Regions from separate parts of the Mus musculus genome. Here region 2 is linked to region 1. Evidence: chromatin loops called from intact Hi-C (ENCODE). Cell type or tissue: heart. All regions are shown on one strand. Links, peaks and the distances in the headings refer to the core of each region. The heading gives the core; the rest is flanking DNA.

Region 1 (7,386 bases), core at 1,280-6,279:
AGCTTAGAGGATGAAAATAGAGCAATACCACTCAGTTGTTGTACCATTAAAACTTGATAAATAAATATAATAGTCCAGTCTCAGTTATTTGGAAGCTAGCTGGGTAAGAGGAAAACTGTAACACTTATTAAAAAGCCACTATGTTACTGATTTTTTATTATATTTCGATGTATGCCTATGTACATGTATATGTGTATGTGTGTACCACGGCATACATGTGGAGATTAGAGGACAATTTTCTGAAGCTGTTGGCTCAGGTGACCAATCTCATGTCATTAAGGCTTGGCAGCAAGCACCTCTGTCCACAGTCATCTTTAAAGCCCTTAGATCTTTGTTACTGACAGCTGCTAGCATCCTTGAGACAAGGTCTCACAGTGTCCCTGACTGGCTTCAGCCTGCCTCTGCCTCTGGAGTGCTTGGATTAAAGGTGTTAAAGGTCATTTCACTACTGTAGCAGCATGACCTTCTGCAACTCCAGTGTCGGGGAATCTAACACCTCGTCTCTGCAGGCTCCAGGCACACATGGGGCACACATACACAAATGCAGGCAAACACTTTATATTTGCTAGATACATGAACCAAAAATAATTTTAAAAAATTGAAACAACTAGAGTAGGCAAAGTCTTCCCCATGGGGACAGAAGAGTGTCAGTGAGGAAAAACCCTCTTGAAAACTGGTACACTTACTGTTGGAGAGAAGGATAGAGACACTTAGTTCTAGAAGCATACATGAGTGACTATGGCTCTGGAGTGTGTGTGAGCCACGTTCATCATATAAACTAATGGGTTTCTGCTGGTTGTGGTGCCTCACAGCTTTAATCCCAGCACTGTATAAGCAAAGGCAGGCTGATCTTTTTAGTTCAAGGCCAGGCTGCGGATTATAGGACAGTTAAGGTTACAGAGTTTCTGAGTACATTTGAAAAAGAAAAAAGATGGGTTTTACCAAGACATCGTCACACAAGCACACTGTGTACTTTGCTCACGGCCGTTTTCTCCTCATCCCTCCTCCTCCTCTCTTGTACACCAAAGTTCTACCGTCATGCCGTATTTATATTCAAATCTACATTATATTCAAATATTTGTTTGAATCTGACTTTTACAAAACACAATACTCTCCAGTGCCACTCATCTTCCTGCAAACAAGAGGATTGCATTTTTTTTGACGGAATAAAATCCCATTCCTGTTAGCCCTTCACCTGTTGATGGGCATTAGGCAAAGTCCAAAACATAAATATTGTGACTAGTGCTACAACAAATGAACATGGATGCAGAGGGATCTCCCTACTATGTTTGATTCCTTCAGAGATCAGAAGTGACCTAGCTAGATCACTTTTAGATTTAAAAATATTTATGTGCATGTTTGTATGTGTACATGTATGCGGGGGCCCTTAGGAGAGTGCCAGATCCTCTGAAACTGGAACTGATGTCCAAAGTGTTCTAGAATTCAGTCTCTCAACTGCTGAGCCATCCCTTCAGTTCCTCTTTTTTTTTTTTTTTGGTTTTTCGAGACAGGGTTTCTCTGTATAGCCCTGGCTGTCCTGGAACTCACTCTGTAGACCAGGCTGGCCTTGAACTCAGAGATCCACATGCCTCTGCCTCCCAAGTGCTGGGATTAAAGGCATGCGCCACCATACCCGGCCCTTCAGTTCCTCTTAAGACAGAAATACACACACACAAACACACACACACACACACACACACACACACACACACACACACACACACACACACACACACACAGTGGCACATGCCTTTAATCCCAGAACTCAGGAGGCTGAGGCAGGTGGATCACGACCTGGTTGTTGTCTCAAAAAACAAAAGCAAAAAAAAATCAAACCAAACAACAACAACAACAACAAAAATCCTCTATACGGATTTTTTTTTTCGAGACAAAGGTCTCTCCTACTGTAATCGCCATGAGTATTCTCTTTCACTACAACATTACGGTTTTTAAAAAACAAGAAACAACCCCTCTGCCCCCTAAACCAGGTTTTCTGTGTAGCTCTGAGCATTTCCCCCCAGCCTGCATGTCAGTTTTCTTGTTATCAGTCATTCTATCTTGGATAAGCTACTGACAAAGGTCTTGCTAATGTACAGCCCAGTCACCTGGGAGGATCACGTTACCTCAAATTCATTCTTTTCCTTTCCTCTTTCCTTCTTCCCTCTTGTTTGAGGCAGGGTTTCTCTGTGTAGCCCTGGCTGTCCTGGAACTCACTCTGTAGACCAGGCTGGCCTTGACTCAGAGATCTGCCTGTTTCTGCCTCTGGAATTAAAGGTATGCACTACTACAAACTGGTGAAAACCTTCCTTTTTCTTTTAAATTCTCCTCCACACGACAACTTACTGACAGCTCCCCCACTTCTCCCCCTCCCCCCAATAAACACTGAGAAAAGGGCTTTTTACTTTTGCCTTTTTACTACTGGGTCTGGCTGGTCTGTTGCTCATTAAATAGGTCCAGTTTTGCCTCAAATCCCATCCTCCCGCTTCTTGAAAACTGGGATTACAAACCTTAGTGTGAGTAGCCACAAAACTTTTTACACATTGTATCTTTCCACTTGGATCTGGTTGTTACCCTATACCTCTATGTAACAACTTTCTCCAAGTTTACCTAGTGACCTTCATTTCTTCCACATTCCGAACCACACATTTTAGTCCACATCTTACCTAATCGCTTACTCTTGATACTTGTAACAAGTTTCCTTGATACTTTTCTCTGTCTGGCTTCCTGTCTGTGCCTCCTCGCTGTCCTATTTTCTGCTTCCTTCCCTCATCTCACTCCTCGAATGCACACATCCTCCTCTTTAGGCCATTTTTCTCTCTTATGGCTCCAAGAATATCCAGACATGCGCAAGCACACTTTCAACTTTCTTGGTTTCAAACCACACTAATTCATATATACTTGCCTAAAAGATATCCCGCAGATCTCTTGAAACTAAAAATAACGTAACCCAGTTATTCAAGTCAGGACACTCATATTTCCTTATCCAACACATGCCTTCCTACCTACACATCGCCACTGTCTCTTCTTTAGCTTCATAATTGATCTCTCTCCCTACCCAGCTCCACTCCCCAGGGACCGAACGTCAGGCCTAACCGTGCTAAGAACGCATTCTTCTACAGTGCTCTAACATCCTTGCGGTCTTCTTCGCTTAAATTAAGTCCAAATTGGTCTCCATCTCCAGGGCTCAAGTAATCCTCCTGCCTCAGGCTTCAGGCTGGCACTAACATGCCCAGAGCTGGCAAGCTGTGATCTCTCTACAATACAAATATAACTAACTGTTCACACCTCTGTTTAGACCCTTCAAAGCCTCTTCGACTGCCCTTAGGATAAAATAAATTTGCAAGGTCTTGAGTCATAGCTCCCTATCTCAAAGCCCTTTGTATTACCTCTTCCTTTAGCCACAGCAGGCTCTCGGCAGCTCCAGAACATACTCGAGCCCATCCCACCCCCAATTCAATTCTCAGCCGTCCTTCACCCGTCAGCTGAGGCGACTTTTCCATAGGAAAATGGGAGCTCAAAAGGAAAACACTGAAGGGATGAATTCCGAGAGAGGGTGAGAAGCGCGGCTGCGAGGTTCGGGTTTCAGAACGTCAGAGTGACAGGAAGTTCAAGGCAAAGGTGAACTCCAGATCGTGACCTTTCACCTCAGTTCACCGGGCAGTCCGACCCCCGGCCGATTCCGCCCTTACGTATCATGGCTGCCAGCCCCTCTCTCCCGAGGGCCTTCGAGCCCGATACCAGCCAGCTCGGGCGCCACCAAGGCTTCCACCTTCAAATACGTTCTCTCTCCGCTTCTTAGAACCTCCCCGCCGCCGCCGTTAGGAGAACCCTGCGTTGCCAGCTTGCCCCTAAGCAAGATGGCTGCCAGTCTCCAGCCTCTCTTGCCGACGTGAAGCTACCCACTCCCCGCTTAATGCCGCTGCCAGGCTGCCCTCACCTAGTATGGCTCCTCCGCTCATGCCTCGTTATGGTCTCGAAGCCGACACTAACCGGCCAGGTTCCGGGAGGCGCTGTGCAGGATGCAGCCACCCCCGCCCGGCCCTCCCCTCCCCCACGCCCGCGGCGGCGGCGGCGGCGGCGGAGGCGGCGGCGGCTGGAGCCCGGATGCGGCTCCGTGAGGCGCAGGCCCCGGAGAGCGGCGCGGATGGATCCAACATGGCGGCGCCGAGGCTGAGCCGAGAGTGAGGCGGCGGGGCGGCCGGCCGGCGTGGGGAGGGGGAGTCGAGTGGGACGGGGCGGGGCCGGGCGGGGCCGCCAAGGGCTTGGGGAAGGAAAGTGGAAGGGGGAGGCGGTGGCGACGTCCAGCCCGGAGAACCTCCGGAGAGGGAGGTGACGGGACGCTGCGAGGTGGGGGAAGGGGAGCGGCCGAGGGGGGCGTGCAGGGGAGATGGCAACTGTGGGAGAGGGCAGGGGTCGGGGCGCAGGAGTGCGAGCCTGGGGAGGGGCGTAAACAAGGGCCCAGGCTGGCCCAGGCCAGGGGCAGTAAAGAGGCCGAGGTGGGGAGCGGGGCTGCGAGCCAGCGCTGGGGAAGGGGTAGGAGCCGGAGGGAGAGGTTGAGGGTGTGGAGGGGACGGGGGCTGGTGGCATGTGGCTGCAGGGAGGGCTGGACTCCCGTGAGCGCCGTGGTGAGGACGTGGGAGGTGGCGGGGGTTGGGGGGGGGGGTTGGATTGGACTTGAGACGTGTGCCGGAGGGAGGTTTTTCAAAGTGTTCAAATTGGAAGCGGAAGGGCCTAAGGGGAGAATTGGGGTGGAAGAGGAGAAGAGAAGCGGGGCTTGGCGGATGGAGAGAGTGGCGATGTGCCGGGGTAACGTAGAAAGTGAGAGACCCGGAGGAAAGTTTGAAAGGAAGGGGGGAAGATAGGGCAGTGGAGCTGCACGGGTGATAGAGGGTTTGGGGGTTTCCCTTTCCCCCCTGTGGAAGGGCAGCAGAGTTAAGCAGTATCAGTTGCAGCCAATTTTAATTGCCAGGCGCTTAGCTTTTAATAGGGTGGGAAGGGCAGAAAGGAATGGTCATGTGGGTTTGGAGAATTGGGGTTGAATGAGGGTTCAACCGGATTTGCTTTCCAAAACACCCGCTTGCTTCCTTGTTTTTCCTGGTTACAAATAGGGAGATTAGTAAAGCTCTTTCCTAGGTTTCTTTTTTTCTTTTCTTGCAATTAGCATTACAAGAATAGGGAAAGAGACTTTTCTGGAGCCTTATATACCAAGGTGGAGGCTCTGGAAGCCTGAGGAGGAAATAGAAGAGACAGACTGGCCTCTAGGTAACAGGCTAATTAAATATGCTTACCTTTACTGACCCTCAAGTTGTAGGAGGGGGAGGAGGTGTCAATATGCGTATTTAGGAAAAAAAACAAAAACAAAACAAAACAAAACCACCGTTTCCTACCGGAGTGTAGACGTGAGTGGATGTTGCTTTAGTGGTCATTTTGTTTTCATTGTGTGCTGAGGGAAGAGGTGAAGTTTGAGTCTGGCCTCGTGAGTGACCTGATGGGAAGGAAGAGCTGTCTTTGGCTGTAACTTTCCCCCTTCCAGTCCCCCTACCACTCATGTTGTAAGAAACTAGACGGAATAAGGTATTGAGGAAGGCGAGACAGTATCAGGGTGATGGTTCATTCCCAGAAGTGTTGACTTGGAACCTTTCTTGCTATGAGCCATTGAGACTAGAAATTTTGAGGGGCTGATACGATATTGTGGATTTGGTCAGTTTGAGTTCTCTGTAATTTGGAATAGTTCAGCCAATGAAATGACTTTAGGCTTAGATGACTTTTTTTTTTTTTTTTGGCACTGACACTTGACTAACTGTGGACCTTTGAAGTTTCAAAATAAAGCTTGAAATTTTGCTCTTTTACCCCCCCCCTTATTTGTTTTTGTTTTTGTTTTTGTGCTGGCTTTGAAACTTGTGCTAGGAAGAGCCCTGGGGATTTAAGTTTCTTGCAAAGGTAAGTCTGGAACTTTTTCTTGTTTGCACACAATGGGATGGAATGGAAACGGTATGATGCACTGGGGTAGAACCTGCTTAAGGAGGTAGATGCTAGGGCAAAGGAGTTCACGCTCTCTGAGTTCGTTGCTCAGGTAACTGGAGAGATAGGCAGAGGGAAAGGGGGTATTAAGTGTCCTGGGACGAGGTCCCAGCTTTGGTTTGTTTTTGTCTACCCTTCTGGTCAGCTCTGAGTGAAACATTTAACATATGGAAAGCTGTGCTCTTGTACATTATGTATGAGATATTTCTCCAGGAAGGTGACGGAGGCTGAGGTACTTCAGTGAGAAGGCTCCCCCTCCCTAGTTCACTGTCTCTCCCAGCAGTTCAGAGTTCTTGGTTTCTTTTTTTTTTGGGTGGGAGGGGGGTTCAAGACAGGGTTTCTCTGTGTAGCTCTGGCTGTCCTGGAACTCACTCTGTAGATCAGGCTGGCCTCAAACTCAGAAATCTGCCTGCCTCTGCCTCCCGAGTGCTGGGATTAAAGGCGTGCGCCACCACTGCCCCGCTTCTTGGGATTTTTTGAAAACATACTGTGTAATTCTGCCCTCCAAATATATTTGGTTACACTTTCCTGGTCCCGCCAGCAAGGCAGAGCTTCATGAGCCCTTAGCTCTCTTCAGGATTGCCCAGGTAGTTTTTGCTTCAAAGTTCAAGCTGTCCGTCCTTTCTGTAAGACAGGATCTCACTTTGTAGTCCTGGCTAGCCTATAGTTTGCTATGTAGACCAGGCTGGCCTCAGACTCAGAGATCCATCTGCCTCTGCTGCCCAACTGTGGGGATGAAAGGGATGCCACTATACCTGGCTGTTGTCATTTTTTTTTTTTTTAAGTTCTTCCACATGACTTTCTGGTAAGGGCTTCTGAGAGAGTCAAGTATTTCTTTTTTCTTGTAAAAATATAGATGTAATTCCTCTTAAAAGCTAGACTGCCAGTTTCATTTAAAGATAATTCTTTTACACATCCTTTGCTTCCGTAAGTCAAAGTACTTTAAAAAGTTAGAAACCCTGTCTTGAAAAAACAAAAAACAAAACAAAACAAGTTAGGATTGTCATTTCTGGATGGGAGGATCTAGACTGCGTAGGCACAGAAACGCAGTAGAGAGTAACCTATCAGGAGGAAACTGTCTAGGTACATACAGACTCTTGTTGGCTCTTACTACTTCAGACCTCACTAAAGGAAAATGAACTACACCTCCAGGAAATACAGTAATTGATCAGAATCTAGAATTTTTCTGTGCTAGGGATGTAGCTCCGTGGTGGAACACTTACCCACTTAAACCCAAGGCCCCTATGTTGGGTCCCTAGTACAAAAAAAAAGTGCACTTTAGTATTTGAACTACAGCAAGGACATCCAGTGGGTCAGTGTATTTGTTTATAGCTGTGGAGGGTTTGGTTTGGTTTGTAGGGTCTC
Region 2 (7,386 bases), core at 1,167-6,166, 220 kb before region 1:
GAATGAAATTTACTCATCCACTGACTTTCACTTTTATAATATGTAGGGCAGCACAAATACCTGCTGGTCTCAAAAGTTACGCTGCGCAAACAAAAAGCCCAAACGTCTCCCATTACGTATTATGGCTATTTTATTTTTATTTTTGTTTTTTAAGGGGTGGAAGGGACTCATTCTCTTTGGTTGCCATGGCCTGGAAAGGCATTGCTCCTGGAGATACAGTAGACATTAATACTGCCTTACAGAAGGGTCTGAAGAGCACTCTCGTCCACCATGGCCTAGCACTGAAATTCGTGAAGCTGCCAAAACCGTAGACAAGCACCAAGTCCGTCCTTGGAGCATGCACCCAAGTGTGCAGAGCCTGTGTATGTCGAGTTGGAGGAAGACCTTCGTGCTAAGCCCCCAAATCAACCTAAGGCTGACGAGGAGAAACTAGGGCAACGGGCAGGCCTCTGCAGAACCGACTCAGTGGGAAACCCGATAAAGCGGTCGCATGCAGTGGTTAAATAATACGGCCAGGGATGTCAGCGAAGAGTACCTCAGATGCAAGAAACGAACAAATAAACATTTTGACTCATTAAAAACAAACAAACAAAAACGTAACGAGGAAGCCTGGGAAATGCCTTTTACATTTAGGTTCAGGGTGCTTTTTCATTGTTTCAGGCCGCCTTGGCTCGCTCCATTTTTCTCCCGTCGCGCGGCACAGCACATGCTGGCCGCCAGGTGGCGCCCTATACTCATCAGCCAAGCACTCCTGGAGCGCCGCAGGATCTGGAAAGCTGCGCCTATTGGTTACGGAAGCCTGGCTGGCGCTCTTCCCCGAGCTTCTGGGTCCCCGGCGGAGTCTTAACTTTTCTGGCAGTTTTCTTTGGGGGCACCGTCTAAGTCCCATGCGTGAGAATCATTTAACAGCTTCAGAGAGGAACCTGCTTGTTGGTTGACTAAATAGAATTTAAGAGCCAGAAAAGAAACAATTCACTTCAAGTGCAGCTCATATAGGTCAGCTTGCCAGCCAGTTTCCGTAGTGTAGTGGTTATCACGTTCGCCTCACACGCGAAAGGTCCCCGGTTCGAAACCGGGCGGAAACAGCAACTTTGTTTTTCAACCTGTTTTTTCAATCCTATAAAAAGATCTAAAGAGTTTACAGTCAGAACCTACAAACGGATCTGACCAAATTACACGTCTCCTGGACCATTTCGAGGGCTGGATCAGCACAGCTAAAGTTACACGAACGAAGGGAGACTGTCGACAGTGAGCTGGTCCTCCCAAAGAGACCCGCAAGTATTTATGTCTTCCTTCAGCTTCTTCCAGAAGGCACTGTGGAGTCGTCAGTTCATACTTCTGTCCCGAGAAGGGCTCCGATCTTTTCAGCAGGGATTGCCTCATATTCCTCCTCTCCAGAGTTTATAACCTATACTGAGAGCTATCCCGCCGCCTGCTACCCCGTGATTATCTTGTTTTACAAAGCTCCCATCTCTATTATTATGCTTGCTTCATAAGCATGAAAACTTAAGTTCAGACTCCTAGCATTCACTAAGAAAGCCAGCGCTCCCCGCTGGAAGCTCCAGGGTAGCTGCTTCTGCAAGCATTCCCTAGCCCGTATCTGCGCACGCCACTTGCTCTTTCATTTGGAAACCTCACCAGGAGGACAGCGTGCTTCCAACTTTGGACTGGGAACTTTGGCTGCCTCAACAACGCTTCCTTAGTCCCTTTATTTAACTTATTTTTAATGCATATGGTTGTTTTGCCTGCATATATGCATGTGCATCACGTGCAATCTAGCGTGCGCAGAGACCAGAAGAGAACATCGAGTCTCCTGAAACTGGAGTTAAAGACATTGGAGCTGCCATGTGGGTGCTGGGAACCTAGTCCTCTAGAGGGGCATCCAGTACTCCTAATATAGTACCTTTTTTTTTTTTTTTTTTTTAAGACTCACTATGGGGCTGGAGAGATGATGGCTCAGTGGTTAAAAGCACTGACTGTTCATCTATAGATCCTGAGTTCAATTCCCAGCAACCACATGGTGGCTCACAACCATCTATAATGGAAACCAATGTCCTCTTCTGGTGTGTCTGAAGACAGCTACAGTGTACTCATATACATAAAAGAAATAATTAAATCTTAAAAAAAAAATCCCCAGAGATCTTCTTGTTTCTGCCTCCCTAGTGCTGGGATTTAAAGGCATATGCTACTCTTCCTGGATAATTCTCACTTTTGCTCGATATATACTTAATAAACTCACTCATCCAAAAGTGAAGGATGATATAGAACACAGGTTCTCACACTGTCGTCCAGACTGGCCTTGAACTCAAGATAATAGATAATCTCTTGTTGTTGTTGTTGTAATATTTATTTAATGCCAAGTCTGTGATGGCCTATTCTTAAATTCGAGGCAGGACACTCCAGAACACAGAGTGAAAGCCACATACTAGGAGTCAGGAGGGAGTCAGCACTGTGCTGTTACTGTGAGTCTGGCCATCATCCGATGTTCCATTGAGGATGGATGAAGACTGAGCTGCAATCTGACTGTCACCATAAATCATACACTAACGTCTAACCAGACCCTGACCTTGACCTCCTCCCCCCCCCCCAGTGTATTCACGTATTCAGCCATGATTAGGTTGCCTCTTATTGGACTTTGTGTTGGATATGGTTTAAAGTGTGTCCCCCACACACAAACGTTTGTGGGCTAGAAGATTGGTCCTCCGTGTGGCTCAGTATTTAGATATTAGAAGCATTAAAAAGTAGCCCTGATGGGGCTAGTGTTTAAGAGCACTGGCTACCTTCCAGAGGGTGTCAGCACCCACAGGGAAGCTATCCTACCCCCTCTTCTGGCCTCCCTAGCACCAGGCACTCAGTTTGGTGCAAAGACATATACGTGCAGGCAAAACAACCATACACATTAAATTAAAAATAAAAAATAAAAGTAGGGCAGAGTAAGCTACATCATGAATGTATTTCTTGAGATAAAGTTGCTATTTAAAAAAAAAAATGTCAGGCAGTGGTGGCACACACCTTAAATCCTAGCACTCGGGAGGCAGAGGCAGATGGATTCGAGGCCAGGCTGGTCTACAGACTGAGCACAGAGAAACCCTGTCTCGAAAAAACAAAATAAATAAATAAAATAATAATAATAAAAAAAGTTTGGCCCCTGAATTCCTTCTGGTTTCCCGATCGCTGGATATCCCTGCATGTCTCCTCTATCCCCACGAGGTCCCTTCCAGAGAACTAACAACACCGCAGCACCTGATACTGGACCTTTGGCCTAAATAATCCTCGTTTTGTACAATGTACAAATAATACACATAACATGGAACACAGACCTTGAGATGGGAGATTTACTGAGGCCGGTTTATGCAGATAAACCCATCTAACAGAAGGAAAGCAAATTAGTGGTTACAACCACTGGTTATGAAGGGAGCCAATCGAAAACAGAGGGACGTGGTACGTAGTAGTGGTTTCTCAGACAAGTTTGGGGCTGGCCTGGCTTGCGAAGCGTTTCTTGACAGCATGAGACCAAAGTGCGGATCTGGGGACTTGCAGGCCACTCGGCCCATCCTCAGCTTCCGGTTCCTTCTCCCGGACGCAGCCTGTCCCTCCTCGTCTCCTGGTCGCCCCGCCTTCATGCCCGGTCTCACGGTCCCAGTAGCGCTTTCCCGGTACTCAGGCGTGAGTCACGGAAAGGGGGGTTGTGGGTTGAGCTCATTTCTGGACAGTGGGACCGGATGTGACTCTCCCGGGCCACGCACTTGCGGGAGGAGAGCGGAGCAGAGAAAGGGTAGGTCCTCTCTGCAGCAGGGGCTGTGGCCAAGAGGCTCCAAAGACCCCGCAAGGGAAATGGGTACTTTCCCTTTCCTTCCAAGAGTTCCCGTCGCTCCAGCCTAACCCTCCCCCTCCTCAATCCCGCCCTAGCTCAACAGTTCAGCAGTTAACTTGGGAAGGTTATCTTTCATTAAGTAACTTTCAGAATCTTCAATTCACTAATGGGAACTCTGAAATCATAATTGCTCGTTTCCCATTATTTTGTAGCAGGCTACAGATCCTTGTAATCACCTTAGGAGATAACCACCATCATCAAAATGTTATGCATCAAGAAAAGAATAGACCTGCTTGTGATCCCATTCTATTAAGTGATGGACCTAGGTCCAAACATTTACATCAATGTCACAAATTCTTTCTTAGAGTGGTTTTCAACCTGTAAGTCAAGACCCCTTTGGAGATCCAATGACCCTTTCACAGGAGTCTCATATCAGATATTCTGAATATCTGATATTCATTTATATTATTATTCATAACAGCAAAATCACAGTTATGAAGTAGCAATGAAAATAATTTGATGGTTAGGGGTCATCACAGCATGAGGGACTGTATTAAAGGATTGCAGTATTAGGAAGGCTGAGAACCACTGACTTAAAATCTGTTCTACAGAGCCAGTGGACATCTTTAATCCCAGCACTTGAGAGGCAGAGGCCAACTTGGTCTATAAAATGAGTTCCAAGATAGCCAGAGCTGTGGGAGGGGATTGGGGTGTGTGTGTGTGTGTGTGTGTGTGTGTGTGTGTGTGTGTGTGTGTGTCTCGGGGTGTACCACTGCAATCACTCAGAAGGCTGAGACAGGTGGATCAAGCCTGAGTTCAAGGCCTGGTCTACAGGACTACATAGAGAAACCTATCTTTAATAATAATAATAATAATAATAATAATAATAATAAGGATAATGCAGTGTAGTGACAATTTTGAAATTTTGGTTTATTTAAAAACCACAGAAATATTATAAGAATATATTTTTGTTTAATCCCACGTATGGGATATGGGGCTGCTTCATTCTGTCCACAGCAGCTGACTCTGATTTGCTTAGTGCTCTAGCAGAGGCACGTTTTTTGCCAACTGCAGATAGTTTCTGCAATTGTGTGACATTTGGAATTTGAGGACTTTCCAGAGGGTCTATAAATGCTAGGGTCCCGAGTGATGGGGTGGGTTGTTGGTTGGTTGCTGTTGGTCAAGGTGTGTTGCGGGAAAGATTAAGTATTTGCTAAGTAGTTGTCTGCAAAGAAGAAACAAGAAGAAATTAGATATCCTGTGGGCAAAGATTAAACTTGCCCCAAAGAGCTCCACACCGCTAATGAACAGGAAGTAGTCTAACCATAATGTGGCTCCCTTTCCTTTTTATTCTTGAAACTACAAAGTATCAGACTACAAAGCACAATTAGCAACACTTACTTAAGGCGTTACAACCCTTCCATTTGTGAAGAGGCAGTGTTCCCAGGACTTTCTCCAGATGCCCTCTGAGCAACCCTATTGATTTCTCTAGAATCACTCAATAAACCTGTGCTTCTAAGCAAGCTTTTGAGATACAACTTTAGGTATATATGTCTCGTGTGAAAATACTCATTTATGGCTCTCCCTCGAGGAGCCCTTACGCACACTTAAGTATGCCTTTTTCTTTCCCTAGTCTCTCTTTCTCTTAACCTTCTTGTGTAAAGTTTGTCAGAAGTGTTCTTCAGGAGCCGGAGAGACGGCAAGTACTGGCACTTAACCTCCTGAGTACCGGTTTTCATTGTAGGTGTAGATGCCACCTTGTTTAATACAGATTTAAGGACAAATACTGAAAGATAGAGAGCAGCTTAGGAAAATGCAGGAAACACATTACAAACCTGAGGGTGGGTACGGATGTCTCAAAAGAGTAAGACCAGACACTTAACTGAAGTCACTGAATAGCTTCCAGTCATTACCCTTTATTATGCTATTTCTGTGTACTCACTTGAGCAACGTAGCCTATATCTCCTCCTTGGGAGAAACTGACTAAAGAGGAAATGTCACCGGTTTCATTATACAAGGTGACACACCTTCCTCTTCATTGTCTTGGGATACACTTAGAACCCACCATCCTGAACATGCTAATTAAAATGCCCTGATAGCAAAATAACTAAGTAAAATTCATTTTTTTTAAAAGATATCTTCTGAGAGGCCACACGAGACTGCTCCTGCAACCTCAGATAAGATGCAGTTAATGTCCCGTTTTCCCCTGTCACAGAATCAGGGTGGGGCAGCCCATTCACAGATAAGGGGTCTTGGAGGTCACTTTGACAAGCATGCTGGGGTCTGAAATAGAGGAAATGGACAATCTCAGCTCCAGAACCAGTCCCTAGAGATCTCAAACAATATGTGACAATTTACCAGTGAAGTATATCTTACAACCGGTGTAATTTCCAGTCACGTGAATGAACAGTTCCAGAAAATTCCAGCACCTCAAGCTATCATCAATCTTGAGTCTCCAAGTCTTCCTAACTCAAGTGTCACTGATTTTGATTTTGGAGTAGAGACAAGCTATCCCTATAGGGTGTTGCTACAAAGCCCAGTACATAGCCGGCACATGATGGGCTCCCACTTGTCTCCCACTTTTGGAGTTCTTTAAATGTCATTTGTTTGTTTATTTATTTAGGTTTTGTTGTTGTTGTTGAGGGTCTCTCTCTCTTTAGTCCTGGATGTCCTGGAACTCCATATGAGGACCTGTTTGGTTTTATATTTACTTTTTAAAGCTAGATGGGCTCCTTGCTATCAATGTTCTGGAATAGTACAAGATTCCACCAGGCTTGTGTCTTAGTCACTTTTCTCATCACTGTGACAAAGTACCGGACAAACGCAACTTATGAAATGAAGAGTGTATTTTGGTTCACAGTTCAAGAGTACAGTCCACCGTGCTGAGGAAGTTATGGTATCGGGAGTGTGTGGTGGCCGGTCACATTGAATCTTCAGTCAGGAAGTGGAAGAGAAGAACACAGGCAGGCAGGCAGGCAGGCAGGCAGGCAGGCAGGCAGCGTTTTCCATTGAATTCAGTATAGGCCTTCAGTCCATGTGATCCACATGCATGCAAGGTCTGCTCTTCACAGTTAACCCTGACAGGACCTTTACAGACACCTCGAAGTGTGTCTCCTAGGTGATTTTAAATTTAGTCAAGTTGACAATGAAGATTAGCCAGTAATAGGGAGTGGTCCTATGTACACACACACACACACACACACACACACACACACACACAACACAACTAAGGATTAAACCCTGGTTTTTCACATGTAGACAGGCACTCCACCACTATGCAACATCTTCAACTCCATCTTATATTTTTATTTTGAGACAAGATCTCACTAATGTCCCAGCTGTCCTTGGAGTCGCGCTCTAGTTCTGGAAGACCTTGAGCTTACCATCTTCCCGCCTCAGACTCCTGAGGAGACAGAATTGCAGGCTTCCTCCACTGAGCCCAGCATTTAAAAAAGAAAGTTACCAAAGAAACATATACTTCTTGCTTCCAATCAACAACAAAAAAAATATATAAAATAAACTCATCCTCTTTGTCCCATTGAGACAGTCTCACTGTGTAACCCAAGCTGACC

The links. Hi-C counts contacts between places; a loop is a spot of excess contacts. Peaks named below come from ENCODE experiments on the same cell type or tissue, not always from the same donor. Only the 100,000 strongest peaks of a DNase experiment are listed, where the experiment ranks them.
Region 2: it touches region 1 in a loop (2.6-fold over the local background); 2 of 42 quality-filtered maps call a loop at or near these places.

The regions. Positions count from the first base shown.
Region 1 is chr1:171,325,346-171,332,731 of GRCm38, forward strand. Dedd (death effector domain-containing) reads left to right here and starts at 3,800. Exons shown (of 6, transcript NM_001128609.1): 1 at 3,800-4,181; 2 at 5,908-5,940. It overlaps Gm20045 (a long non-coding RNA gene), which reads right to left and starts at 1,969. Exons shown (of 2, transcript XR_865726.1): 1 at 1,549-1,969. In heart, for the core only: no CTCF peak of the experiment used is centred there; a DNase peak (open chromatin) is centred at 3,786; H3K4me3 peaks cover 3,485 bases; H3K27ac peaks cover 3,094 bases.
Region 2 is chr1:171,110,431-171,117,816 of GRCm38, forward strand. It overlaps n-TVcac6 (a tRNA gene), which reads left to right and starts at 1,013; the gene lies at 1,013-1,085. It also overlaps a transcript of Cfap126 not described here. In heart, for the core only: no CTCF peak of the experiment used is centred there; DNase peaks (open chromatin) are centred at 1,571 and 3,701; H3K4me3 peaks cover 2,041 bases; H3K27ac peaks cover 1,707 bases.